Linked DNA regions of Homo sapiens: region 1 is linked to region 2. Evidence: read pairs that join two places in POLR2A ChIA-PET (ENCODE). Cell type or tissue: MCF 10A. All regions are shown on one strand.

The links. Peaks named below come from ENCODE experiments on the same cell type or tissue, not always from the same donor. Only the 100,000 strongest peaks of a DNase experiment are listed, where the experiment ranks them.
Region 1: POLR2A ChIA-PET joins it to region 2 with 5 read pairs; 3 of 35 experiments call an interaction of 5 or more read pairs at or near these places.

What each region holds. Positions count from the first base shown.
Region 1 is chr6:46,836,416-46,844,415 of GRCh38, reverse strand. MEP1A (meprin A subunit alpha) reads right to left here. Exons shown (of 14, transcript NM_005588.3): 14 at 4,638-5,436. The coding sequence ends at 5,280. Among named protein-coding and RNA genes, the nearest start is that of MEP1A, 47 kb to the right of the region's middle. In MCF 10A, no CTCF peak of the experiment used is centred here; no DNase peak of the experiment used is centred here.
Region 2 is chr6:47,080,626-47,088,625 of GRCh38, reverse strand. No RefSeq gene overlaps it. Among named protein-coding and RNA genes, the nearest start is that of ADGRF1, 42 kb to the right of the region's middle. RefSeq lists a silencer at 3,627-3,827. In MCF 10A, no CTCF peak of the experiment used is centred here; a DNase peak (open chromatin) is centred at 4,865.

The DNA.
Region 1 (8,000 bases), 240 kb after region 2:
AGGCAAAGAGAGATGGGTCTTGTCTTTACTCTGATATCACTGTTAGCTGCAACTCTTACACACATACACACACACACACATCTGTTGGGCTGCCCTACCCATATCAAATCTTTCCTATCATATTTTTTCACATCAGTACTCATTAGAGGTCACTGGCACCTGACTCCATTATCTCCCATCCCCCATTCATTAGAGTTATCAAGAGTTTGCTAAATGACACTCACAGCTACAGGATAACTATAAATCTTTTCAAACTTTTCTTTGCTTAGAGACTTTTGAAAAACATATTTATATTAAAACTGACATAAGAAAGATGTTTTAACCATATTTATAAGCATATAGAAATTTGAGTAGGTGACTAATTATCCATAAAACTGATATACCTAATAAAGAAAACCAAGTAAAAAAGAACTTTACATAGTGTTCCATATAGATTAGCCTACATTTTATAGCACCTTCCAAACCTCTAATCTTATTAAGGTTTTCTGTAGTCAAACAAGAATAATAGATTCTGCTATTAAGTGGCTCTGTGACCTGCCTAAGGCACTTAGCCTCTCCAGAATTGCCTCAGTTTACCCAAATACAAGAGGTGGACTTCAGAATCTCTAAAATTTAATCAAGCCATAAAACAGATGATATAATTCATGAGAAAGGCAGAGCTCAAGAAGGGAAGGTGTGAGATCCATCTGTAATTTGCTTGTGAATGCCTCCATATAGGAAATACACTGTATACAGCCTGCAGGGGGACTAAATCCACACCCTGGGGGAGGTTAAATAGTATGCAAAGTATTCTGAAAAGGAACACACACTCCAATAGCAGTTAGTTAGTATTTGAAAGATCCTATCAAAAGTCTCTACTGGAAAAATATCTGTTGCAAAACTTTAAATATTTCTATAGCAAGCTACACCAGAGGGTTTGTTATTAGTATAAAGGATGCTTAAAATAATTTTTGCATTGGTTAAATACAATTATCAAGACAGCTATAGGTACAATACTCTGGCAGGCCCAGTGAACTAACTTTTGGGGTAGAACCTTAGACTAGAACTCTGTTTGGTCCTAGTTTTCCCTCACTTAATACAAGGTTTCATTGGCTGATCCAACTAGAGCAGTGATTCCTGATAAGTAATGATTTTGCCCCTCAGGGGGACATTTGTCAATGTCCTAGAGATTTGGGGTTGTCACTACTGAAGAAGTGTGCTATGAGCATCCAGTAAGTAGAGGCCAGGGATGCCACTAAACATATCACAATGCAGAGAACAGCCCTCACAGAAAAGAATACCCACCTCAAAATATTACCAGGGCTGAGGTTCAGAAACCCTAAGGTAGAGTTGACAGATCTTGGCCTTCAGATTATTTGACTGTATGTGTCTAGAATGAACCTTTAATCCAAGAGGCTTGGAGGTGGAGCACTTAAAAGGACAGAGCAGAGACTTCCCTACACCTACAAAACAGGTTGGATGGCTATTTGTGGGCTTGATGGTTTATCAGGGGAACTAGACCCCAATATTTCAACGTAGGTTCTATTTTCCCTAAGTGTTGGCTGGTCTGAGAAATAAAGAGAAAGAGTACAAAGAGGAATTTTACAGCTGGGCCTCTGGGGGTAACATCACATATCAGTAGGTCCGTTATGTCCCCTAAGCTGCAAAACCAGCAAGTTTTTATTAGGGATTTTAAAAGGGGAGGGGGTATACAAACAAGGAGCAGGTCACAAAGATCACATGCTTCAAAGGGCAATAAAAATCACAAGGCAAAGGCAAAATTAGAATTACTGATGAGGGTCTATGTCCCACTGTGCACGTATTATCTTGATAAACATCTTAACAGAAAACAGGGTTTGAGAGCAGAGAACCAGTCTGACCAAAATTTATCAGGCTGGAATTTCCCAATCCTAGTAAGCCTGAGGGTACTGCAGGAGACCAGGGCATATTTCAGTCCTTATCTCAACTGCATAAGACAGACACTCCCAGAGCAGCCGTTTATAGACCTCCCCCCAGGAATGCATTCCTTCCCCCAAGGTATTCCTTGCTGGGAAAAGAATTCAGCGATATCTCTCCTATTTGCATGTCCATTTATACGCTCTCTGCAAGAATTAAAATATGGCTCTATTCTGCCCGACCCCACAGGCAGTCAGACCTTATGGTTACCTTCCTTTTTTCCCTGAAAATCGCTGTTATTCTGTTCTTTTTCAAGGTGCACTGATTTTCTTATTGTTCAAACACACATGTTTTACAATCTATTTGTACAATAATGGTCCTGAGGTGATGTACATTCTCAGCTGACAAAGATAATGGGATTAAGAAATTAAAGTAAAGACAGACATAAGAAATTATAAGAGTATTATTAGGGAAGTGATAAACATCCATGAAATCTTCACAATTTATGTTCAGAGATTGCAGTAAAGACGGGCATAAGAAATTATAATAGTATTAATTTTGGGAACTGATAAATGTCCATGAAATATTCACAATTTATGTTCTTCTGCTGCGGCTCCAGCTGGTCCCTCCATTCGAGGTCCCTGACTTCCCGCAACAATGGTTAACAAATATGAAGGTGTAGCAGAATTTAGTTTAAATCTTGATTCATTTCAACATCATCAGAGAGGGGGTTAGAGTTCCCATCCACTTCTAATTATCAGAGGCTCCAGATATTACTGAAAGAACCTGACATTTGTGAATGGCCAGATTGGCTCAGGTCAGTTCACAGAAGGAAAGGATGCAGATGGGGATGTATCGAGGATATGGTGGGGGAAGCATGAGACATTCTCAAATTTTCAAGCCACTATGACTTATTCCCACTATGTAAGATTAAAGAAGTCAGACACTCAGATTCAGGGAGGATTTCCCACATTTTTCATGTTGCTCATCTAAATCCTGAATTCCACACTGCCTAGAGATTATGAAATGCTTAATTTCTACCTACTCCCCACCCTACATGCCCTCTGCCATCACCATCCCAACATCTTAAAAGAATAAAGTATCTGCTAGTCCTCCTGGAATTATTGAGGGTTTGGGCTCAAAGAAAAGCTGAATAACATGTCAGATTTACAGTGAGCCAGACCATTAATCAATCAACAGAGGTTTCCATTAATCAATCAACAGAGGTTTCCATTAATCATCAAAAGTGATAAACATAGATAGTAGGCATGGTGCTGGTTGAGAATCTAGAGAGAAATAAATATCAAAATGCTTTACCCTCATTCTGGTACCTCCTTATCATTATTTTGACCTAGCAGTTTTAATTTGGAGTACTAGATGAAAATACTAGGTTATCTTTGAAATTTTAGCTTCTGCTTCCTCCAGAGAGAAACTCATGTATTTAAGAAATGTTGTCATTGGTTTGGGCTTGGGGCCTTTCCATGTGTGACAGACCACAGCATGCTCCTTTTAATAAAACAAAAGGACAATAACAGCAGCAGCAGCAACAAAGCCTAGAGTTCACTTCTGAGGTCAGATATTGAGCAGAGTGTTAAGGGCATGGCTTTCTTTAGGCCTAACTCTGAGGTTAGTGGAGGGTTTGCAGGACTGTGAAGCACAGCGAGAAACAAAGCTGAAATCCATTTCCAATCTGGTCTTTGGAGATAATACAACTGGGCTGGTGACAGGATAGCTTCCTATCTAGTCTGAACATTGAATAGTAATATTTTCATACATATTAAACTCTAAGATAGGTTCATATTCATTATCCCATTGTATTACTCTGCTACTCTGTAAGTGGTAAAGTCATGTGGAAGGAGATAGTCAGCTATTATTTCCATTTGACAAGTTAGTAAACTAAGATCAAGAGCTTAAATGATTTCTTACTAAAATTTACCCAGCTAGCTGGATGGGCAATCCAAGCCTGCAGCCAGGATGCTTGGCTTCCAGACCTGTTTTCTATCCACTAGAGCAGTGGTTCTCAAGGTGTCTGTGAGGTGGAGGTTGTGGGGGAGTCAGTAGCAGTAGCAGCATGGCCTGGAAACCTACTAGATTCTGGCACATTCTTATATCTTGTTAGATTCTGGCACATTTAAGAATGCACATTCTTAGATCCCACCCTAGATCTACTGACCCAGAAACTCTGGGTGTAGGGCCTTGTAATCTGTTTTAATCAGTCCTCCCTGGGATACAGATGCACCTGAAGTTTGAGAGTTATTGCCCTCAGGGGTGCTGTTTTCACTCGCTACAAATTGTTCCCATAACTTTGCATTAAAGAAACTCTTGTTAATCTCTCATTTTGTTTCCAGTGCATTTTAACTCTACAAAATTGTCATAAAGTCTCTACTTAGGAAACCTTATGACTTAAAGGACCACTCAGAATCCTTAAAATCTTTTCATTTATTAAACTTCCTGAGCTGACTTATTGCTGATTGGGTATAGAAACTTTAGCTTTTTTTTTTTTTTCACTTGCTCTATCTTGGAACTTCCTTGCCCCAGCTAGAGTTTATCTCCTTAGGAACTATGGAAAGAAAGCATATCTAAAAATACTTCTTTAAAGTTCTCTGATACCTTCAGTTTGTTAATATGATAATGTTGTACATAAATAGCTATAAAATATGCTATTAAACTTAAAAGATCTGGGAAAGAGCTTTTGAACACCCCTACCCTTCAACACACACATGCACACCCACACTTATATACAATACCAGATACAAAGAAGGTGCTAACTCAATATTTATTAAATTTATTAAAGGCCTTCTCTTAGAATCTCAGAGGAAAGCAAATGCTGTGCAGCCTGGCTGCCCAGAAGTACCTTTATTTGAAATCTTTAACAAGATCTTAAAAGAGTGATGACACTACTGTATCTAATGAAAAATGAGTATTTGATTCTAACATATTCAACATAAGAATTTCATCATATATATTCAATCTGCAATATAAATGAGAGTTTCTATATCTTAGTTATTCATTCATTTATTGTTTTATTCATTCAACCATTGTTGAGTGCCAACAATGTGCCAGCCATGCATCTAGGCACTGGGGCCAGCACGGTCAATGAGAACAACATGTGCCTGCCCTCATGGAGCTTACAGTCTATAGGAAAGACAGTCAATAAAACAAGTGATTTACAATGAAGTGTGATGAGTGTTGTCACAGGACACACTAGATACATTAGGAGCACATAGCAAAGTAACAGAATTATGTGGGGCAGAGAGATGACAAGGGTCACACATGGGGCTGGAGGCCTTAGTCCTTGGAGGTCCTATCCAAAGCAAGGCTGATAAAAACTGCATTGACCATGGGAAAGTTAAGGCCTGCATGGAGGAGGTGCTGCTGTGGTCTGGCCAATGCCAGCAGGCAGGTCACTTCCTTGGCCTTTGGGAAAGGATGGCGATGATGGAGAAGGTCAAGAAGATCACGCCAGCCGTGCCTCCGATCACCATGCCCAGGACACTGCCGTGCACCTGCACGGCCTGACAGCGCTCCCCCGTGTAGAAGAAAGCATGTCCAGAGATGCACCTGAGGGAAAAGGACATGAAGGGAGTGTGGGAACTACCCAGGCCTCAGGTGCCTCCTAGCAACACTCATCTCCACAGCAATAAAAATGGCAAACGCTCACTGAGCAGGTCCACGTGGTGCCTGGTCCCATTTCAAGAGCTGTATATGGACCAACTAATTTAACCCTGCAACAACCCTTTGAGGTGGAGGCTATTACTTGGCCATTCTCATCATCTTCATCTTACAGGAAGGTTAAATAATTTGCTCAAGGTCACATTGTTAGTAAGTGTTTCACACTTGAAATCTAATCTCAAGAGGTATGCCTCCAGATCCAGGACTCTCAGCCACCAAGGACTCAGGAGGAAGGCCTGAGACACTTAAAGGAATACATTGCCTGACACTGGCTGAGAATATAAGCTACAAAGGAAATTCCCCAGATATAGACCGACTTAGAGCATCAGTGGTAACTTAAAAACTTCTAAATAATATCAAATAAAATGTTACTATAAGGTTAGTGTACTGTCACTATCTCACGAGGTTGCCCTGAAGTTCACATGAGATAATGAGGACACTGTACTTATCAAGGTATTTAACACAGAGTAAGCACATAATGGCCAGCCCTTAGTTTTGTTTCTTAATGTTATCTGGTATAAAGATCAACTAATCTCATAACCAAGGCATATAACTTGTAGTGTCTCATCCATACCTTTGTAACAATTCCAGCCTTTGTTTCAAACATTCCTACTAGAAGGTCTACTCAGCAGAATTCTACAGAGCAGAGTGAAACAATTAGAAGTCAGCATTTTCTGGTTGGGCATGGTGGCATACGCCTGTAATACCAGCACTTTGGGAGGCCGGGTGGATCACCTGAGGTCAGGAGTTTGAGATCAGCCTGGCCAAGATGGTCTCATCTCTACTAAAAATACCAAAAAAAAAAAAAAAATAGCCAGACATGGTGGTGGGCACCTGTAATCCCAGCTACTCGGGAGGCTGAGGCAGTAGAATTGCTTGAACCCGGGGGGTGGAAGTTGCAGTGAGCTGAAATCGTGCCATTGCACTCCAGCCTGGGTGACAAGAGCAAAAACTGTCTCAAAAAAAAAAAAAATAAGAAGTCAGCATTTTCTTTTACTAATCCTGAATGATTTTACCTTCCAAGGCCTCATCTCTATCCTGAGAATTGACTTCTTAGAAATCAGTGAGTAATAGCAAGTTTATTTCATTTTTTTCTGACCCAGTCCTCTCCAAACACAACTTAGTGATATCCCCTAGTGTTACCTTAGAAAAACTTATTCTGCCAACTCTCAGCTGCAGGTTTCTAGGAGAGCAATAGTTTGGCTGAGTGGAGGCTGACATACAAGTGGCAGCCCTGGCCTCCCTTAGCCTGGGAAGGATGAAGCCTGTTGGGGACACATAATGGAATCTGGCATCTAAGGGCCTGTCAGGCAAAGATATGCAGACCTATGGCTTTGGAGCCCAGAAACAGATGGGCCTTCCCCAGTAAAAGGAACCAGAGGGCTTCTTGGAAGAGTGATTGATTCTATGGGTGGGGCAGGAAAAATTAAAGATGAGCCTAGAGCATGTTATGGTGCCAGAAAGTAACATTGTGTTCATAAAATCTGATGTTGAAAGAGCACAGGAGCCAACCTGGAAGAGCTCCCAAAGGCCAAAGCTGGGACAATAGAAGCAACAAAATAAATCATGAAATTATTGCAACAGAGCCCACTGAATAAAATTAATGTTTATGATTCCTTCGTGATGTGAATAAACAATCACATAAACAAATTAACGGGGTGAAGGTGCCATTCTTCTTTACAGGAGATTATAATTAATGAATGTGAAGGATATAGGAAATCAACATTAGAAGATCTCAGTGGTGAGTATTGCAGCAGGATGTGTCAACAGATGCTGAAATTAGTGTGTGAGGATTTGAGGAAAAGCAGAATGTCTCCATGGTCTTGGAATATCTCTCCCAATATACGTATTAATTACAGAGGGAGAAATGGTAACTCTTCAGTGGAGAGGCCTGGTGGACATGCTGTTGGCCAGATAATGAAGGTTGACATCACCAGTAATGACATGTATAGGCATCATGTACCTGTTCACACGCTGCAGCGAGAAGGCATAGCACATCTTTACTAATCTTGCCACAAATGTGAAACTTCAATCTAATCATGTAAGAACAAGATGAACCAAAAAAAAAAAAAAAATCCCTGACCAGTAATCTTCGAAAGTGTCAAGGTAATGAAGGACAAGAAAGAACTGAGGAATTGTCCCAAATTGGAGGGGATTAGGAGACAGGAGACATAAAAGCTAAATGTAATGTGAGATCCAGAATTGGATCCTGAAATAGAAAAAGAACATTAGTGGGAAAACTGGGAAGAGCTGAATAAGGCCTGTAATTTATTTACTAGCATTGTACCAATGTTCATTTCTTGGCTATGCTAATTGTACTATGGTTTGTGTAATATGCTAACATTAGGGAAAGCTGGGTGAATGGTATAGAGAAAACCTCTGTAGTATTTTTGCATTGTATCTGTAAGTCTAAAATTATTTCAAAATAAAAGCTACAAAAAGAGAAAAAAAAG
Region 2 (8,000 bases):
TGGCTACTGTAGCCTTGTAGTACAGTTTGAAGTCAGGTAGCATGATGCCTCCAGCTTTGTTCTTCTTGCCCAGGATTGTCTTGGCTATGTGGGCTCTTTTTTGGTTCTATATGAAGTTTAAAGTAGTTTTTTCCAATTCTGTGAAGGAAGTCAGTGGTAGCTTGATGGGGATAGCATTGAATCTATAAATTACTTTGGGCACTAAGGCCGTTTTCACAATACTGATTCTTCCTATCCATAATCATGGAATGTTTTTCCATTTGTTTGTGTCCTCTCTTATTTCCTTGGGCAGTGGTTTGTAGTTCTCCTTGAAGAGGTCCTTCACATCCCTTGTAAGGTGTATTCCTAGGTATTTTATTCTCTTAGTAGCAATTGTGAGTAGGCGTTCACTCACCATTTGCCTCTCTGTTTGTCTGCTATTGGTGTATAGGAATGATTTTTGCACATTGACTTTGTATCCTGAGACTTTGCTGAAGTTGCTTATCAGCTTAAGGAGATTTTAGGCAGAGAGGATGGGGTTTTCTAAATATACAATCATGTCATCTGCAAACAGAGACAATTTAACTTCCTGTCTTCCTATTTGAGTACCCTTTATTGTTTTCTTTTGCCTGATTGCCCTGGCCAGAACTTCGAATACTATGTTGAATAGGAGTGGTGAGAGAAGGCATCCTTGTCTTGTGAAATCAATATCTTTTTTTTTCTTTTTAAAGCCTTTTATTTCAGGTTTAGGGGACATGTGCAGAATTTTTTTTTTTTATTTTACCTTAAGTTCTGGGATACATGTACAGAACATGTAGGTTTGTTACATAGGTATACATGTGCCATGGTGGTTTGCTGCACCTATCAACCCATCATCTAGGTTTTAAGCCTCACATACATTAGGTAATTTTCTTAATGCTCTCCCTCCCCTTGCTCCCCATCCTCTGACAGGCCCCGGTGTATGATGTTCCCCTCCCTGTGTCCATGTGTTCTCATTGTTCAACTCCCACTTATGAGTGAGAACATGCGGTGTTTGGTTTTCTGTTCCTGTGTTAGTTTGGTGAGAATGATGGCTTCCAGCTTTATCCATGTCCCTGCAAAGGACATGAACTCATTCTTTTTTATGGCTGCATGAAATCAATACGTTTCAGAGGAACATAACAGAAGTCAAAGTTTCTACAGCGTATTTTTTTGCAATGCCTGGGATATAATCTCAAATTAATTGTTGTATGAAGAAACAGAAAGATGTCCTCTGTGCATTAAAAAGACCCCAAAATTGTCCAGGCACGGTGGCTCACACCTATAATCTCAGCACTTTGGGAGGCCAAGGCAGGTGGATCACGATGTCAGGAGTTTGAGGCCAGCCTGGCTAACATAGCGAAACCCCATCTCTACTAAAAAGAGGCACATAGCCAGGCATGGTGGCATGTGCCTGTAGTCCCAGCTACTGGGGAGGCTGAGGCAGGAGAACCGCTTGAACTCAGGAGATGGAGGTTGTGGTGAGCAGAGATTGCACCACTGCACTTTAGCCTGGGCAACAGAGCGAGACTCCATCTAAAAAAAAATACCCCCAAATTACAACACTGTAATATGAAGCTTATAATATATGTAGATGTAATACCTATTAGAACTATTGCACAAATGATGCAAATTTGTTATATTTGACATGAAGTTGTATTATATTAACTCTACGTTGGTTGTTAAAAGTTAAGAATGTATATTATAGTTCCTAGAGCAAACACTAAAAATAACATGCAAGTAGATATGGCTAAAAAGTCAACAAAGAAATTAAAATGGAATATCAACTTAACTTTACTTGATTACGGCCTTCCAGATATGCTTCTACTGCAGATTTTCAGGCCCACTCAATAGAAGCCTCAGCTTATAATCACAGAATGAAAGGATTAGCAAAATCCGGATGTGAGCATCTAAAAAGGCTCCCTAGAGAAATGACCCCTCCAGCCTTAATGAGAACAAGAAGGAAAGCAATAGAATTCAAATGGGACATCCCAGATTTAGGGATATGAGCAAGACTAGGGGCATGTAAACATAAAAGGGCAGGGCCACTGAAGTTCAAGGCTCGGAAATGTGTAAGAAACTCCTGGCTCTCTCCTTTGAAGCCCGCTTCCTGCAGCTGGTTGTCCCTGGACTTAGAGAAGGTAAGGCTGAGAGAGGTTCCAGCCACAACCAGCCACTACCAGTATTTTGGACTAATTTGGGTAAACAAGTGGGTAAGAAGGTTGCTGACTACACTTCCAAGATATTGTAGAAGGAAGGAAAAGAGCAAAACAACATTATTGTCCCTCTTTCAACCTGGTGTCTTTGCACCTGTATTGCCATGCCACAAAGCAGGGGAAGTTGCTTAACCTGTCTGCCATTAATCCCTCAGATTATTCACATACTCCCTTGAGATACGGTTTCCAAGTCAGCATGGGCTATTTCAAAATCAACAGCTGTGGAGGCATGAAGGTGCCTGAGAAGTCCATACTGGGCCAGCCCCAAATCCCACATTATTTTTTGTGTAAATGAGGAATTGCAAGGACTGAAGAAGTTTTAGGAATACAAATTAAACTGAGAACTCCAAACCTCAGCAACTCCTTCACATGGTTTTCTGGAATCTACATGTCTGACTTAGTCCAAAAGGTCTTACCTTGTTCTGGTTCAATACCTACAGAGAACACATTGCCTTCCAAAGTGGATTAGAATTTGAGAAAGAACTTCTTATTTGAAACTGGGTGGGGGAAAAGAGGGCTGAGATAAATAAGAAAATAATGAGGTGGATCCAGAATTTTTTTTTTTTTTTTTGAGACTCAGTTTCGCTCTTGTTGCCCAGGCTGGAGTGAAATGGTGCAATCTCGGCTCACTGCAACCTCCACCTCCTGGGTTCAAGCTATCCTCCCGTCTCAGCCTCCCAAGTAGCTGGGATTACAGGCATGCACCACCACGCCTGGCTAATATTTTATATTTAGTAGAGACAGGGTTTCACCATGTTGGTCAGGCTGGTCTTGAACTCCTGACCTCAGGTGATCCACCTACCTCAGCCTTCCAAAGGGCTGGGATTACAGGTGTGAGCCACCACACCTGGCCAGATCCAGAATTTTTAAGGGGGACAAAATATTGGCTGACTCATGGGCTATTGTGTCTTTGGGTTCTATAAATGACTAGACAAGGGTCTGGAAATCCCTGTGGTGGGGAGGAGCTGCCCGACTGCAGCATAGGGATTAGGGTCAGGGGAGACAGGAGTAAAATTTAAGGGAGCACCAAAAAAACACAGCAATCAAAATAAACATTTTAATGTAATACTGGAAAAAAAAACTACAAAATTCCTGTAAAAAGCTGTGATTAACAAAATACCAAAATTTTACATAAAGACAAGGTGTTGCTGTTTGTTTGTCTTATGACATTGGGTTATTGTGCGACAGGGAAGGCTGTTTCCCATCAGCACTTGGTTCCTGGATCTGCGTTGCTCTTGCATCCTCCTGTGTGGGCATATGAGGAGGGTTGGTAATGATGAGATGCTTTGTGTATAGACAAGATTTTTGGTTTTGGTTTTAATGGCAGAGGTTTTATTAATGCTTTTACTTGATTTAAAGTGTAGGAGGATATCTTGATAAGTGCTTATAGGGCCACGTATTTTTCCTTTGCCTTAGGCTCCAATAAGGCTCAGCATGATGCGGGGCTGAGCAGGATGTGCTGTGATTGGGGAAGACTTGGGAAAAGCCAAGAACAGTTTTACTGAGAACTTGGCATCATATAGGAGCTTTTGAGAATTCAGAGTGATTTGATCCACAGCTGAGGGCTTGAGGAATAGCTGGCTGCAGATTCCTAAGAAGAAGGGCAAGAAACACAGCAAACTGGAGGACTCAGTACTGTAACAGAGCCCACAGAGTGGAGAGAGCTTTGGCTGAGGAGTCAGCTACTAGTCCTAGGCCTGCCCCTAACTTCCCATGTGACCTGGCCATATCACACCCTTTCTGAGCCTCCGTTTCTACACCAGTAAAATGAAGTGGTTCTCATGCTTGTTTTATCTGGGAGCCATTTCCAAATAAATCTTATGTGGAAGCCATAGATAGAAGTAGTGCTGATCTGGTTGAGCTTGAGGTGTGCTATGATCTGAATGCTCATGTTTCCCCCAAATTCATGTGTTGAATCCTAATCCACAATGTGACGAGTATTAGCAGTGGGCGGGATTTGGTGGCGATTTGATCATGAGGTGAACCCTCATAAATGGCATTAGTGCCTTACAAAAGAAGTCCAAGAAAGATCCCTTGCCTCTTCCTGATGTGAGGTCACAGCAAGAAGATGCTGTGAGCCAGAAAGCACCCTTACCAGACACAGAATTTGCCTTGATCTTGGACTTCTCAGTTTCCAGAACTGTGGGAAATAAATTTCTGTTTATACGCTACTTAGTTTACGGTATTTTGTTATAGCAGCTGAATGGACTAGAACAGGGCGTAAAATGAAGACCCTCACCTGTTTAGTTTTCCTGGATGCCCCCAACGTGGTCTCTTATGGAAACCTCCACCATCTCAGGGGTCCTCAGAGGACAGTTTGTAAACACGGTATTAGGGAATGATTGATGTCCATTCCAGTTTCAAGATTCTATTCTAGCTCAGAAGAAAGCTCTGCCAGTACTGCATGTTGACAATTTGACAGTGAAATGTTTACCCATGTCAAAAAACCAGAGGAGCCTCCAGTCTTTGGACTGCACTTTTGGGTGTGCCCTGTTCTGTTTCTGGACACTTCCAGCCTGCAGGGCCCATGGAGTTAGCAGAAGCATCGTTAGGATTTAGTCAGCCTTACTGCGGCCAGTGCAATTATACAGTGGAGTGAGGCACACTGCCAGGATTTTAACATGAAGCAGGCACTCCTGGGGAACATTGACAAATGACCAGGGGTTGTCTGCACATGGCCAAGAGCCAGCCACAGCCAGCTGGGCTCTACTTCCTGATGAATGTGACAGTTCCTGACTTGTGAAATGTTCCAGGACTAGGAGTAAATGAATTCTAGTGGTATTCAAAACAACAACGAAGTTCTCTTCTTCTTCACTAGGGTTGTTATCAGCTGGGTTATGATTTTGGTTTGGTTTTGGTTTTAACAGCAGAGCTTTTTTACTAGTGTAAAGACTCTGTTATTCAATTGTTATGGATCTTCAAACATGTAACAGCCTACTCTTAAAACACAGGGGCTGGGAATGCAACAAGAACTATGGGACAAACAGGAATTTTAGGGTCTGGCTGTTCCCAGTTGGAACTCCAGTTCCAGTTCTTAAGAACTAGATTTCTTCAGAATACTAGCTGTGTGATATTGATCCAGTTTTTTAAACCTATCCGAACTTCAAGTTTCTTAGCTATGCAATGGAAATAAGTTATCTGATAGAACTGTTCTAAGGATTATAAATGGGATTATGTGAATAAAATTCATATAGTAAATGCTCAGTAAATGTTTCCCTCCTTTCCTTTTTCTGTAACTCTCATCTCTTTAGAGAAATAGGTCAAGAAAAGGTTGCTTAGGTCAACAATTGGATCTGTTTTATGGGATTATGCTGATTATTTTTCTTTTTCCGTTTTCTAAGGTTTTCATAGTAAGCATGTGCATCAGGATGTTTTAACTAGTCTAATACCTAACAAAATTGAAGTTTAGAAGTAGAATGGAGCTCTTATTTCTTTTTTCTTTCTTTCTTTTCTTTTTTTTTTTTTTTTTGAGACGGAATTTCACTCTTGTTGCCCAGGCTGTAGTGCAATGGCATGGTCTCAGCTCACCGCAACCTCTGCCTCCTGGGTTCAAGTGATTCTCCTACCTCAGCCTCCCAAGTAGCTGGGATTACAGGCATGTGCCACCAAGCCTGGCTAATTTTGTATTTTTAGTAGAGACAGGGTTTCTCCGTGTTGGTCAGGCTGGTCTTGAATTCCCGGCCTCAGGTGATCCACCCACCTTGGTCTCCCAAAGTGCTAGGATTACAGAGATGAGCCACAGCGCCCAGCCAGAGCTCATATTTCTGACAAAGGGCGAATTTCTCTATATAAAAAAGGATAGTAGAACTAAAATTTTTACAAGACCAGTAAGCCAATATAAAAAATGAGTTAAAAAAATAGACAGTTCATAAAATAGGAAATTCAAATAACTCTTAAATGTATAAAATAATGCTCATGATCACTCAGAGTAAGATAAATATAAATTTAAATTACACAAAGATACCATTTTTCACCAATCAGATTTGCAAAAATACAAAAGTGACAATACATTCTGTTGGGCCAGTTCTATGGAGGGTAATCTGCTATGCTTACATGTGTCACAGATGTATGCATATCTATGAACTTATATGGAAAGATCTCTAAAATATAAAGCAACAAAGGCAAAGTGTATAGAAGAATGTGTAAAATGAGCTACATTTTGTGAAAAAGGAGGACAACATTTTCTTGAAATGCAATAAAATTCTGGAAAGATACACTAAGAAGAGTATTGGAAACTGGCTGGGCACAGTGGCTCATGCCTGTAATCCCAGGACTTTGGGAGGCTGAGGCAGGCGGATCACCTGAGGTAGGAGTTCGAGACCAGCCTGGCCAACATGGTGAAACCCAATCTCTACAAAAATACAAAAAAATTAGCTGGGCATGATGGCAGGTGCCTGTAATCCCAGCTAGTCAGGAGGCTGAGGTGACAGAATCACTTGAACCCGGGAGGTGGAGGTTGCAGTGAGCCTAGATTGCACCATTGCACTCCAGCCTGGGTGATAGAGCGAGACTCCATCTCAAAAAAAAAATAAAAAGAGTATTGGAAACTGAGCAAATGACAAAGGTGGAAAGAAGATTGTTCACTGTGTATAATTTTATGATTTGTTAATTTTTAATTCTAAAAATGTATTCTTAATTTAAAAATGTTGTAATAAAACATAAAAAGTGTGTTAGGAAAGATAGAGAACATTGTATAGCCAATCAACAGTGATTGCCAAACCTGCATTAAGTTCTAATCCGATAAAGAACAATAAAATTTTTTTTTAAAGATAACAATCTTCCAATATGAGGGGGACTTTATTTCTGAAACACAGTGAATACGGCAGTCTCAATTTGCTACAATTTAGATTCTGGTTGGGAGTTTAAGTAGTACTTTACCAATGCCACATTTCATCAATGCATTATTTTTATAACTTTTTTTTTTTACAAATATATGCACTTTATGTAACATACAATCTATCTATAAGAATATACTATTATTAAAAATAACACAGCACTCATAGTTCCATTACCCAGAAGAGAGTAGTGGCTTCAGAATTTCTGTGTAGGAAGACAGCAAACTGGTTGGAAAGTGACAACTATAGAGAACTGAGTCAATGTTTCTTTGCAAAACATTTTACTTTTATTGAGGTTTGTTCTAATCAAAGATGAAAGACGAAAAGCTAAGGCACTGAAGTAAATGTTGGTGCCTGAGATCGTTTGTATTTTCCAAAGGTCCCCACAATATATCTTATCCCACATGTTCTTCCTACAATGTGATGTTGGCCCTCCTGCCACTGAGTGGTGAAGTCTGTGTTTCCTGCTGTCTGTCATGGGCTGAATTGTGCCCCCCACAAATATTTGTGTGTTGAAATCCTAACACCTAGTACCTCAGAATACAAACTTATTTGGAATTAAGGTTTTTAAAGAGGTGATTAAATTAAAATGAGTCTTTAGGGTGGGCTCTTATCTATAAGGACTAGTGTCTTTTTTTTTTTTTTTTTTAAGAGACTGAATCTCACTCTCAGTCTGCACGCTGGAGTGCAGTGGTATGACCATAGCTCACTGCAGCCTCAACCTCGTGTTCAAGTGATCCTTCTGCCTCAGCCTCCAGGGTAGCTAGGAATACATGCTGTCACGCCTGACCTGGCTTATTTTTTAAAAAATTTTTTGTAGAGATGGGGTCTTGCTATGTTGCTAGCTATGTCTCTAGCTCCTGCCTCAAACAATTCTCCTGTCTTGGCCTCCCAAAATGCTGGGATTACAGGCATGAGATACTGTACCCAGATAAGGACTAGTGTTTTTATA